Regions from separate parts of the Homo sapiens genome. Here region 1 is linked to region 2. The links are chromatin loops, found by intact Hi-C in ENCODE. Cell type or tissue: psoas muscle. All regions are shown on one strand. Each heading gives the region's core, and the rest is flanking DNA. Links, peaks and the distances in the headings are about the cores only. Region 1 overlaps LOC105378102 (a long non-coding RNA gene). Region 2 has its middle 680 kb from the start of QKI.

What was found. Peaks named below come from ENCODE experiments on the same cell type or tissue, not always from the same donor. Only the 100,000 strongest peaks of a DNase experiment are listed, where the experiment ranks them.
Region 1: a loop joins it to region 2, with 2.0 times the contacts of the local background. A loop is called at or near these places in 2 of 110 quality-filtered maps.

What each region holds. Positions count from the first base shown.
Region 1 is chr6:164,019,798-164,025,180 of GRCh38, forward strand. The region is part of intron 4 of LOC105378102 (a long non-coding RNA gene); the gene reads left to right. Among named protein-coding and RNA genes, the nearest start is that of QKI, 610 kb to the left of the region's middle. In psoas muscle, for the core only: no CTCF peak of the experiment used is centred there; a DNase peak (open chromatin) is centred at 3,034; H3K4me3 peaks cover 1,310 bases; H3K27ac peaks cover 1,226 bases.
Region 2 is chr6:164,095,238-164,100,620 of GRCh38, forward strand. No RefSeq gene overlaps it. Among named protein-coding and RNA genes, the nearest start is that of QKI, 680 kb to the left of the region's middle. In psoas muscle, for the core only: a CTCF peak has its summit at 2,505; a DNase peak (open chromatin) is centred at 3,834; H3K4me3 peaks cover 854 bases; H3K27ac peaks cover 2,847 bases.

The DNA.
Region 1 (5,383 bases), core at 53-5,052, 76 kb before region 2:
AGCAAGACTTTCTGCAAATAAGAATCTCGGAATTCTGTTTCTTTTCGCCTCCACGGAACGCCTGTCACCCTCCTCTCCTTGCCTCCGTGTTTTCGACTGTAGTGAACATGCTGAAGCCGTCCGCCCCTTTCCCTTTACAATGGAAAGGAATTCTCTGGGGTGGGCTTGGAAAAGTGGAGTCATCCTCCTTGGAAAGTAGACACCTGAGAGGGCGCGGTGTCCCTGGGCTTAGCGCTGCGCACAGCCCTCCCCTCCCTCTAGGCCTCTGAACGGCAGCACCTGCGAGAATCCCAACGAAGGACGAAGCCAGGAGGCAGGGATCTTGTTTTCAGAAGGAATATGAACCAAAATATGGTCAGAACAAGAGAATGGCTGGCGCGCAGGCCTGGCACGCGGGATCTTCTTGGCGGTGGCTGCAGCTTTTCGGGGCCTGCCTGGCGCGTTCCGCTGTCATACGTGAGGAGTTGCCATTTGGAAGCATTGAGGGGAACCTGGATTCATCTTCATGTGGTTAACCTGAAGTGTATTGCGAATATGAGGGCTCATATTCAAGGGTACGGATGTGTCTCAGCTGGGCAGGGCACTCGCTAACCCCCAGCTGGGGCGGGAGCAGGGGTACCTGCGGCACCAGAGGTACGTGGGGCCTGGCCCCGGCTGCGCGGCAGCTTCTCCTTTGCAAACAAAAGTCCAGAGCATTCATTCTTAACACTGCCTCCACCGAGAGACGTCTTTGACCTTTTCCAGGGTAAAGGGCAGCAACGCCAACACCTTCTCCCAAAGCACAGCACGTCTCCTTTTTGGCAGGTGATTGATCTGCCTGCTCTACCTTGGACACCGAGCTCTGTCCACGCAGGAGGCTAAGCCCACGGGAACCGAGCGTTTCATCAGGGTCATGCGCCATGGTTAGGAGACTTTCTTTCTTTCTTTTTTTTATTGCACACTTTATTTTCATCTGCATCCAGTTAGCAATATGGTGAGAATTAATATGCATTGGAATTAAAACACTCAGCTCGCTCATTTATACAGCATTTACCAGGAGCCTCTTGTGCTTGGAACACGGCTAGGTGTTCGCCTGGACCCACTGAAAGCATGCCCCCTGCTCCTCAGAGGCACCAAGTTCAGCAGGAGTGAGGCAAGCAGAAAAGAAGTTAACAGAAAAACAGGAGTGCGCTTTGCTGAGGAAGGACAAAAGAAAGAGCATCAGGCCACAGAGGCTGATGCTGATGAATACGTCACACCCAGAGCGTTTTATACACGTAGATTCCAGTGTGAATGGCTATGGTAATGACACCTGCCAGAATTGTGCAGTGAACAACCTGGGCAGCAGTATGTTGTGGTCCAGAGAGTAGTAGAGTTTTCTCTAGAGAAGCTCTGGAATAGCCTCACAACCAAAGGAGGTAAGATGGTAGAACAAATAGAAATTGACCAGGATATGAGGAAGGAAAGAGGTATTGCAGACAGAGCCGACAACAAATGGAGCAGCTCAGAGCCTTGGGAGAGTTCTGTATCAGTTAGTAACTTTGTGCTGTGTGAGCCAGTCCTGTCACAACGTAGCTATGTTATGCTGGTATCTAGGCGGGGAAAGTTGTAACTAGCCCCAGAGTGGTAGAAGGAGATACACTGTTCCACAAAATGAAGAATTTTTTTTACCATAATCCCAGAATTCCTCATAAGGAGCTCATGGTGTTAGGAAGAGTCATGGTATTAAGGGGACTTGGGACTCCTGGGGCAGCTCAAGGACCAGGAGGAACTCACAAAGAATTTGCTTTGCTGCTTGGCAAGGAGAGGGAGAACACACACAGTACATGCACACACACACACACACACGCAGGCACAAATGCACACACACAAACACATGCACACAAACACACAAACGCTCACAAACACGTGCATGCACACACAAATACACACACGCACACACAAATGCACAAACATAAACACACATGCACACACACACATGCACGCACATGCACACACACGCACACACACAAATACACGTGCACCCCCCACTCCCCCCACACAAACACACATGCACACACAAATGCACAAACACACAAACATGCACACACACAAATGCACACACATGCACACAAACACACACACACATGCACACACACAAACACACGTGCACTCCCCCCCCACCACACACACACATATGGTGAGGGGAGGAGACATCGGCCTGGATGGGGGTTAAGAAACAAAGTGTTTACGCTGATTTCTGTGGGGGCGTGGTTTCTGGTTCCTGCCTCTGCCAGGAGGGGAGGGGATGAGTAGCTTATTTTCATGGAATGTAAAAAACTGCTGATTTCTACAGTACGTGGATGTGTGGGAGGAACTGGGGGAGCAGAGAAGGGCGTCAGAGTAGGTCACATTGGACTCCTCTTCAGGGCTATGGCAGGAGCAGAAGTGTGGGATTTATAGATGCGAATTTATAGATGAGAAGGTGGAATTTATAGATGAGAATTTGAGACTCATCTTTCAGAAATAACAGTAGTAATTTTTAAAATGTCTAATACTTATGTAGGCACTATTCTTAGCACCCTGTGTGTACCGATTCCTTTATATTTGCAACAATCTCTTGTAAGGAGGTTCTATTATTACTCCTGTTTTCAAGGCGAGGAAATGGAGGCAGAGATTTCAGATGACTTGCCTGTGGTTACACAGGTGAGAGCTGCAGAGCCGTCTGACACTAGAACTTGTGTTGTTCATTGTGACATTATGTTGGAAGTTGAATATGTCGGAGTAGAAGGGATTTCTGAGAGAACGGAGGAGGAAAAGAAGGAGGAAGAGGAGAATGGAATTTTGGAGAATACCTACATTTGTGCTGCGTTATGGGGCTATGAAGGAAACAGGCCACGGGAGGGAAGAGGGTACCTTTTGGTCTAGAAGGTTCAGCCTTTCTCCTCTATTCCCGCATGCAGCCTGCGATCTAGGGCCAGCCATGACCAAACGCTCGTGCCTCATCTGCTTCCCTCCAGCTCCTCAGACTCGCCCTTCAGGGCGCCTGCTGTTCAGAGCCTGCATGGGAATCCGCATGAGGTCATATTTTGCCTGGAGAGCAGTGGACGCCACAGTGCACCATGGCCAAGATCCATCTCCCAATCCTGACTGCAAGTTTCTCGGAGCCGGAGCACAAATTTGCCATGCATTCTTTTGTTCATTCTTTTATTACTGTGTATTCATTCGCAGGTGATATGCATATGTCTGTGCGGTGGAAGGCTGAAAATGACTTGATTCCTTCTTAGGGCATTTGGAATCTAGTCTGAGAGTCTGGAATATTTGGTTCCTAATGAACCATAGAAATATCGTTGAAATATTTCCCCATTCCACTAATCATTAGGCTGAGGCTGACAAAACCATTACATGTTAAGATTTTTAAATGGTCTCTGTAAATGAAGAAAACACACTCAGAATTCACAGGAGAGAGATATAAGCACAGGACATAAAATGCCCAGAAGTACCAAGGACATTCTAGTTTTAGAATAAAGAGCCCAGTGTCCAAGCATGAGGTGGATCTGCAGTGCCCCTGGGGCTGAGCCAGTGCTCCCCATGCCCCCGAGCTCCCCAAAGAGTTTCCACTGGGTGAAGCTTTGATACCAGGCAGCCTCTCTTCTGATTCTTTGGAGAATTTTTATAGTTTTAATTGCAACTGATTTCTTAGAACTAATAAAGTAGGTTTATGACAATTGTAGTAAAAGTTAATTCACAACTCCTGTCTAATGAGCAAGGTTCTCTCCTCCAGGGGGAATGATTCCTGAATTCTTTTCATCTTTGCAGACACGGCGAGCCTGGGTAGGAACTAGAACTTGTTCGAAGAGCATATTGTCAGGAAGCTGACAGGATTTACCTAGAGAAATGGGAAGCACAGGTGCACAGATTTCGTTTTGTCCTGTGGGGAATTAAAATCTATTTTTAATCGGTGCAGTAGCAGAGGAGAACCCTGTGTGTGCTTACTATGAACAGTGGCAGCTGACGGAAGCCTGGCAGTTGTCATTCCAGTACTGGTTCTTAAAAAATATCAAATCCTCAGCTGAAAAATCTGGACAGAAGAGTAGTAGCAAACATTTATTGAGCACTTACATGCCTGGTACTGTGGGCTTCATTTGCATTATTTTATTCCTTTTCACGTCAATGCTATGAAGGTGCTATTATTATCCATAAGGCAACAAAGGACCTGAAGGATTTAAGCAACTTCCGTAAGTTCTGGAGGCTGTGATAAAAACCTCCATGTGAACACCAGGCTGATACATTCTCTACAACTTCACTCCATCTATCCTCCCTGTGTGGGACTGCCAGACTTACCTAGAACCCCATGAAATCCCCCTTTCTACAACACTGTGCACCCTTCCAGAAACACAACTTTCATCTCTGTGCAGGTCAGACGCAGTCCCCAGCAGGGAGCTTGTCCTATGAATCGGCATTCAATCAATATTGGTCAAATGAATGCATGGGTGGATGGGTGGATGAGAACAGTGTATCTCACTAAATTTTCTACCATGTTAGTCTGTGACCAGAAGCCATCTGGGATGAATGTGCAGGAGTTTGGTCAATAGAGATTTGGGAGAAGCATCTCTACTTACAACAGATGTTAACCTTTCGAGAAAGTATGTGGTTGGTTGCCTGCATATTTGATGAAGCAAATATCGGTGAAGTAGCTAAATCCCAGTTCATTGTGGAGAAACACTCAATTCATAAAATCCTTTTAATTGTGACTGGGAAAGAAGGCAAATTAAGAAGAGTTCAATAGTGTGAACACTTATAATACAAGGCAAAAGAAATATTAAATCAGGGAATATATTAGTAATAAACAAGTTGAATAGAAACATATAATAGACGCTCAATAATGCTTCGTCTAATAAATGTCTGTTGAATTGGATTTAATATGCCCTAATGAAATGGGCTTGTATTTTAGTTTTAGTTCTATGTTCTGGGGTTTTTATTACATGAAAATACGGCATATGATATTTATAAGTACAGGGAAAAGCATAGCCGATCTGAATTATTTCACTATCTTGTCATTCCTGTCCGTAAATTATTCTCTCCTATTTTGAAGACCCCGATTCTCATACTGCAGTTTCTAACACGTGACTATGGTGGTGATGTGTCATTTACTGAGACAAGCAGCCTTCTTTCCTCATGGAAGGACACCCCCATTTTTGGAGAGATCAAACATCTGAGCTCAAGAGCTCAAGAGGACAGCAAACATCTCCTTAAAGTCCTACACAGCTGCAAAGCAAACACTGCTCCATCCTGGGGACGAGGGGAGGGGAGAACACATTGTCCACCTTTAGACTTGCATGTAAGCACGATGGACCCCAGCTTCCTCCTGGGGTGAGCTTGGCTTAGAAACTTCACCCCTCTACTTCTCTTCCCTCCAGGGACA
Region 2 (5,383 bases), core at 290-5,289:
GTGACCTCATTGTGCATTGAGCTGGAATTCCTGACCTGTTGGGGTCTGATCTTAGTCATGTGTTCATCCATTTATCAAATAAGATTACTCAATAGACATCAATTCCATGCCTTTTATGTACCATGCACTTCCTGATTGCAGGCTTGGAAAAGGTGGCAGATCTTAGAGATAATTCAAAAAGTAGAAAAGACAGTGCTTGATAGTTTATTGGATGTGGGAGTGAAGGAGGGGGAAGGCTTGAGGATGACTCTGGCTCACCAGGAGATAAATAGGTGGGTGATGATGCCATGCAGGGAGATGGACACAGCAGAGTGGAGGACATCATGAGTTTGGTTTTCAGCCTGCCAAGTGTGAGATGCTGGTGGTATTTCTAATGGGGAATTCTAGTAGGCGTTTAGACATACTGAGCTGAAGCTCTGCATAGAAAAATAGCAGCCATGAGCAAATAAAGAGTAATTAAAGCCAAAAGTGTGTATACATCTCCAAAAGCAAGAAAAGAAAAGGTTCAGATGAAACCCTCCAGGAAAGCAAAAAAAAAAAATGTTCTCCCTCCTCCCCAGAAAGAAATAAATAGATGGTGAAAGCAAATCCTGTTGATGAAGGTGAGAAAAAAGTAGGAGGACAACCAGGAGATCATGGTGTTCAGGAAAACCAGGGAAGAAGGCATCCAAAGAATAAAAGAGTGGGCAACAGTGCAAAATGTTCTAGAGGGACCAAATAAGTGCAGGCCTGGAAAGGATCACTTGAAGGCCTTGGCTGTCATGGGTGATCTTGTCACAAAGGCAGATCCTGAGGGTCAGGTTCAGAGAGGCAGGAAGTTGGTAAACGGTAATAACTGGACCCAGAAAGCATAAATGACTCTTTTGAGAAGTGTTCCTTCTCAAAAGCAACACTTTTGAGAAGGGTAGCTGTATTAGTCTGTTCTCACGCTGCTAATAAAGACATACCCAAGACGGGGTAATTTATAAAGAAAAGAGGTTTAATTGACTCACAGTTTAGCCCAGCTGAGGAAGCCTCAGGAAACTTATGATCATGGTAGAAGGGGAAGCAAACACATCCTTCTTCACATGGTGGCAGGGAAGAGAAGAATGAGTGCCCAGCAAAGGGGGAAGCCCCTTATAAAACCATCAGCTCTTGTGAGATCTGACTCACTATCATGAGAACAGGATGGGGAAACTGCCCCCATATTTTAATTGTCTCCGCCTGGTCCCTCCCACGATATATGGGAATTACAGGAACTACAATTCAAGACGAGATTTGTGTGGGGAAACAGCCAAACCATATCAGTAGCCAAGCAATATCATATTAATTAGAGGGGATTTTGGAATCCAGGGAGGCTGGAGTTTCTGTTGTTGCGTTTTTTTTTTTTGTTTTTTTGTTTTTTTTTTTCACAGTCATGGAGGCTAGAACTGAAGAAATCAAGGTGTCAGCAGGGTTGTGAAGAAGGACTGGCTCCAGGCCCCTCTCTCTGGCTTGCAGATGACTGTCTTCAGGCTCACATAGCATTCTCCAACTTTCTCCTTTTTTTTTTTTTTTCTTGAGACGGAGTCTCGCTCTGTCACCCAGGCTAGAGTGCAGTGGTATGATCGTGGCTCACTGCAAGCTCTGCCTCTTGGGTTCATGCCATTCTCCTGCCTCAGCTTCCCGAGTAGCTGGGACTGCAGGCGCCCACCACCACGCCCGGCTAATTTTTTGTATTTTTAGCAGAGTCGGGGTTTCACCATGTTAGCCAGGATGGTCTCGATCTCCTGACCTCCTAATCCGCCCGCCTCAGCCTCCCAAAGTGCTGGGATTACAGGCATGAGCCACCGCGCCCGGCCTGTTGCTGCTGTTTTGTTTTCTTGTTTTAGATTTTAGAAAGTGGGCTGAAATCCTTCTGCAGGATGGTCAGCTCCAGAAGCCATGTGTTTTATCCACCAACACATCCTCATCAACCTCAGTGCCTGGCACAGAGCTGGTGGTCAATGAATATTTGTTGTGTGTGTGGATATGCAAATGAACACAAGCAAAGCAGGGCAGATGCATAGGAGAAAGGGGTCACTGATGAACGCTCTAGCATGGTGGGTCCTGGTCTGCTCTACTCTGAGTTGGTCCGTGCTGGTCAGTATGGAAACCTCCAGTTACGTTCTAGTCAAGGAGGCCCTGAGGGAATGTCTTCCAGCCCTGTATTCATTAGGCAGGCATTCACGAGGATGATCTTCAAATAACTGACACTTACTGTTCACTCACTAACACAAATTCCTGCAAGTTGGATTTTAGCTTCCTTTATAGATCTCTTGCTGTTTCATATCCTGCATAAACTTTTATTTTCTACTTTACTTGGATAATGTCCTATATCATTCTGCCCTACCTCTCTTTCTCTAATCAAACTGACATCTGGTCCCTTGTTCTCAATTACTTTACTGTAAAGAGAAAAGTCTCCATGGGCGACACTCCGGGAGTCTAGAAACCGTGGTGAGTTCCTTTGACTCACTCTTGCCCCCTTCTGCTGGTTTCTCTGTACCTGCAGGCCTCTGGGCTGGCCTTGTGCTGTTGCATGGTATGGTTAGGCTCTGAGGCTTTTATAAGCACAGGTTCTTCTAGAATTCAGCCTGTCACATATTTGCAGAGTCTCTGTTGATAGAATTGTAGGAAGGGAAACTTGGAAGTTTAGGCATCTATTTCCTATGGGCTTCTAAGCTCAGCTTTGGACCCCACGCTGGGCCTGATGGTTCCCCACTTTCAACTCTAGGAATCTCTTTCTGGCAGACTTCCTCACAACTCCTGCACACTTCCTGCTCCCTCAACAGGAAGCACTGCAAATGAGCTGTCCTCGCGTTCTTTCCGAGTTTCTGCTTCCCTCTAGAATAAGGAAATGCTATTACGCATAGCAGTTGGAAATTAAACAAAAGGAAATGAGCCTAACCAAACAATAATTATCCATCACATACTCACACACACCACACACGGGGAGGTGGGACTGGGGGTTGCAAACGCACACAGCTTTAATGATCATAAAATAGAACCAGGACTACTTGGACTAAAGTGAGTCCAACTTTTCCAGAAGGCAGTATGATGTAAGAATATAGGCTGTGTGTGAGTCATGCTTTGATAATTCAGCTGAGTGACTTTGGACAAGTTATTTGAACTTTCTGAGTCTCAGATGCCTCATATATTTAACGGAGATACCATATGCTCATTGAAGGGATTAAGTGAACGAACTCCTTAAAAGCTCAGCTCGGTGGCTGGCACATCAGCAAAATGCTTATCATTCAGAATAATAATTATTAATTACCCTACTTTGTCTATAGGAAATGGTGATGCTTTAAGTTTATAGAAAATTTATCCTGAGAATATAAAAGGTCATGCTATTTGAAGCAACACTATAGAGAAGACCATGAAGAACAGAATCTGTGTTGAGTTATTGATCTACACATTATACTGGGGAGTGCAATGGATCGTATCAATAACCGTTTGATTCAACTCAGCATATTTTCAGCAACTTCAAGTATACCATTCTGATAGAATTGAGGGCAAAGGTTTTCTCTCTCTCTAATTTATCCAAATATAAAAAACTCTGGGCTTTTTCCATGCAACACAAACACTGGGGTTTTAAATTACATTTTTCAACTCTGATCTAGATATTTGGCACTGTGTAGACAGAGCCTGGAAACTCCTCAAAGGAGTGCAAAACAAGACAAACAGCTTAGCACGAGGATGGATGTTGTGTTTGTCTAGCGCCTGTGACAATGACACTAATCCAAAGTCCACACCCAAGGGAATGTGCATCAACACACTTGAAAATGTAGCTGCGAGCTGCATCGGTCCTATGTGGAGCTGCTGAGCCAGGGGACATGCTGTAAGCGAGCTCAGCATGACAGGAACGGCAGTCACAAACCCTTATCTTCAGCCGAGTTCACACCCTTGAGAACACCGTGAGCAAGGACAGCTGATGTGAAGCAAGAAGGCTGACGTCACTGTTGAGTGTGGAGCACAAGATGTACATATAGAATAAAAATAACTACTTGCTGGCCTGTTTATTCATGCACCCAAAAGCCCTTCAGACTTGGTTGACATTTCATGCTAAATAACGGTAATGACGAATGGAAGTTCTGCCATTTTCCTGTCATTTTTGTTTTGTTCTTCCTCTTTCCCTCTCATTTCCCCTTCCCCATTTTTAAAGCTCTGAATAACAGCCAGACATAAAAAGCCAACTTGAGGCTCATCGGGGTGATCTGCGTCAGTCATCCCCCACCCCTGGACTGTGTGAACGCAGAGGCCGACTCTCTGAGTGAGGCTTCCAGGTGCTGCAAAACGCTCCATTCATAGGGACACTGAGTGTAAAAAGAAAGCTGCCCATGGGTAAAAGGAACACAAAACACAATGAGAGAGTGATCGTTCTCAGAGTGACACTGGGGCCTCTGCGGGAAAGCTAGGCAACACAGTGCAGATGAAAGAAAGGCAGAAAAAACATTTTGGCCAGAGCAGATGCGAAACCGTTAGAGTGAAAAGAACAGGCTCGCTCTTGACTCGCTGGGGCAGATCTCGCCGCAGGGCAGCAGGCGGTGCTGGTCCAGATACTCTGGGGAGTCTGCGCGGTGTGCCCGGAGCCCCTGGGCGAACACGGGGCACGTTGCTGAGAAGCAGTATTTTGTGTCTCTCATTCATTCCCAGTTAATCTCTTAAGTTTTCTTCAGCAACAGAACTTATTTGTAATGCCATGTGCTCTATTGTCTCTTGGGGATAAATAATTAATTTCTACTAGGCTACACCTTGGCTTTAAAATAATTCGTGAAAATCTCAAGGGAAGTCATCAATTTAGAGAGGAAATCAAAATTGGGAAACTTGATTAACCTTATTTCAGGGAGTGTGGGATCATATGAACAAACTGCATAATTTTTTGTAACTTTTGAAACTCTCTTTTTCTATATTCCTTCATTGCTATCTAAGCATGCTGCGTACATATTTTTATCTCTAATATACTTACATTTCTATGTGTGTATTAATTTCACAGATTTGATTCCTATGTTGTTGTCTATTATTTACATATGTATACATTCATACTCTAACTCAGTTTGGTAGACCTGAAAAATAAGCCCAGTATGCTTTAACTAGAACATGAGATGGTCAACAAACAAGTCCTATATTCATTCCAATTCCTTCCTTCTCCTGTGGTCCCAGACCCCCTTCACCCCCAGCCTGGACCACTGCAATGGCCTCCTACGGGCTCCTGCTCAGTCCACGTGCCCCCTGCTCCCTGGTCTCCACACACAGCTACAGTGGTGTTTAAAAAAATGTCACAAATCATGACATTCCCTTACTTTAAACCTCCAATGAAAGGAAACCTACGGATCAAAAGAGACTTATGCCAAATACCCACTAGTTGTAATATATGAACTTTATT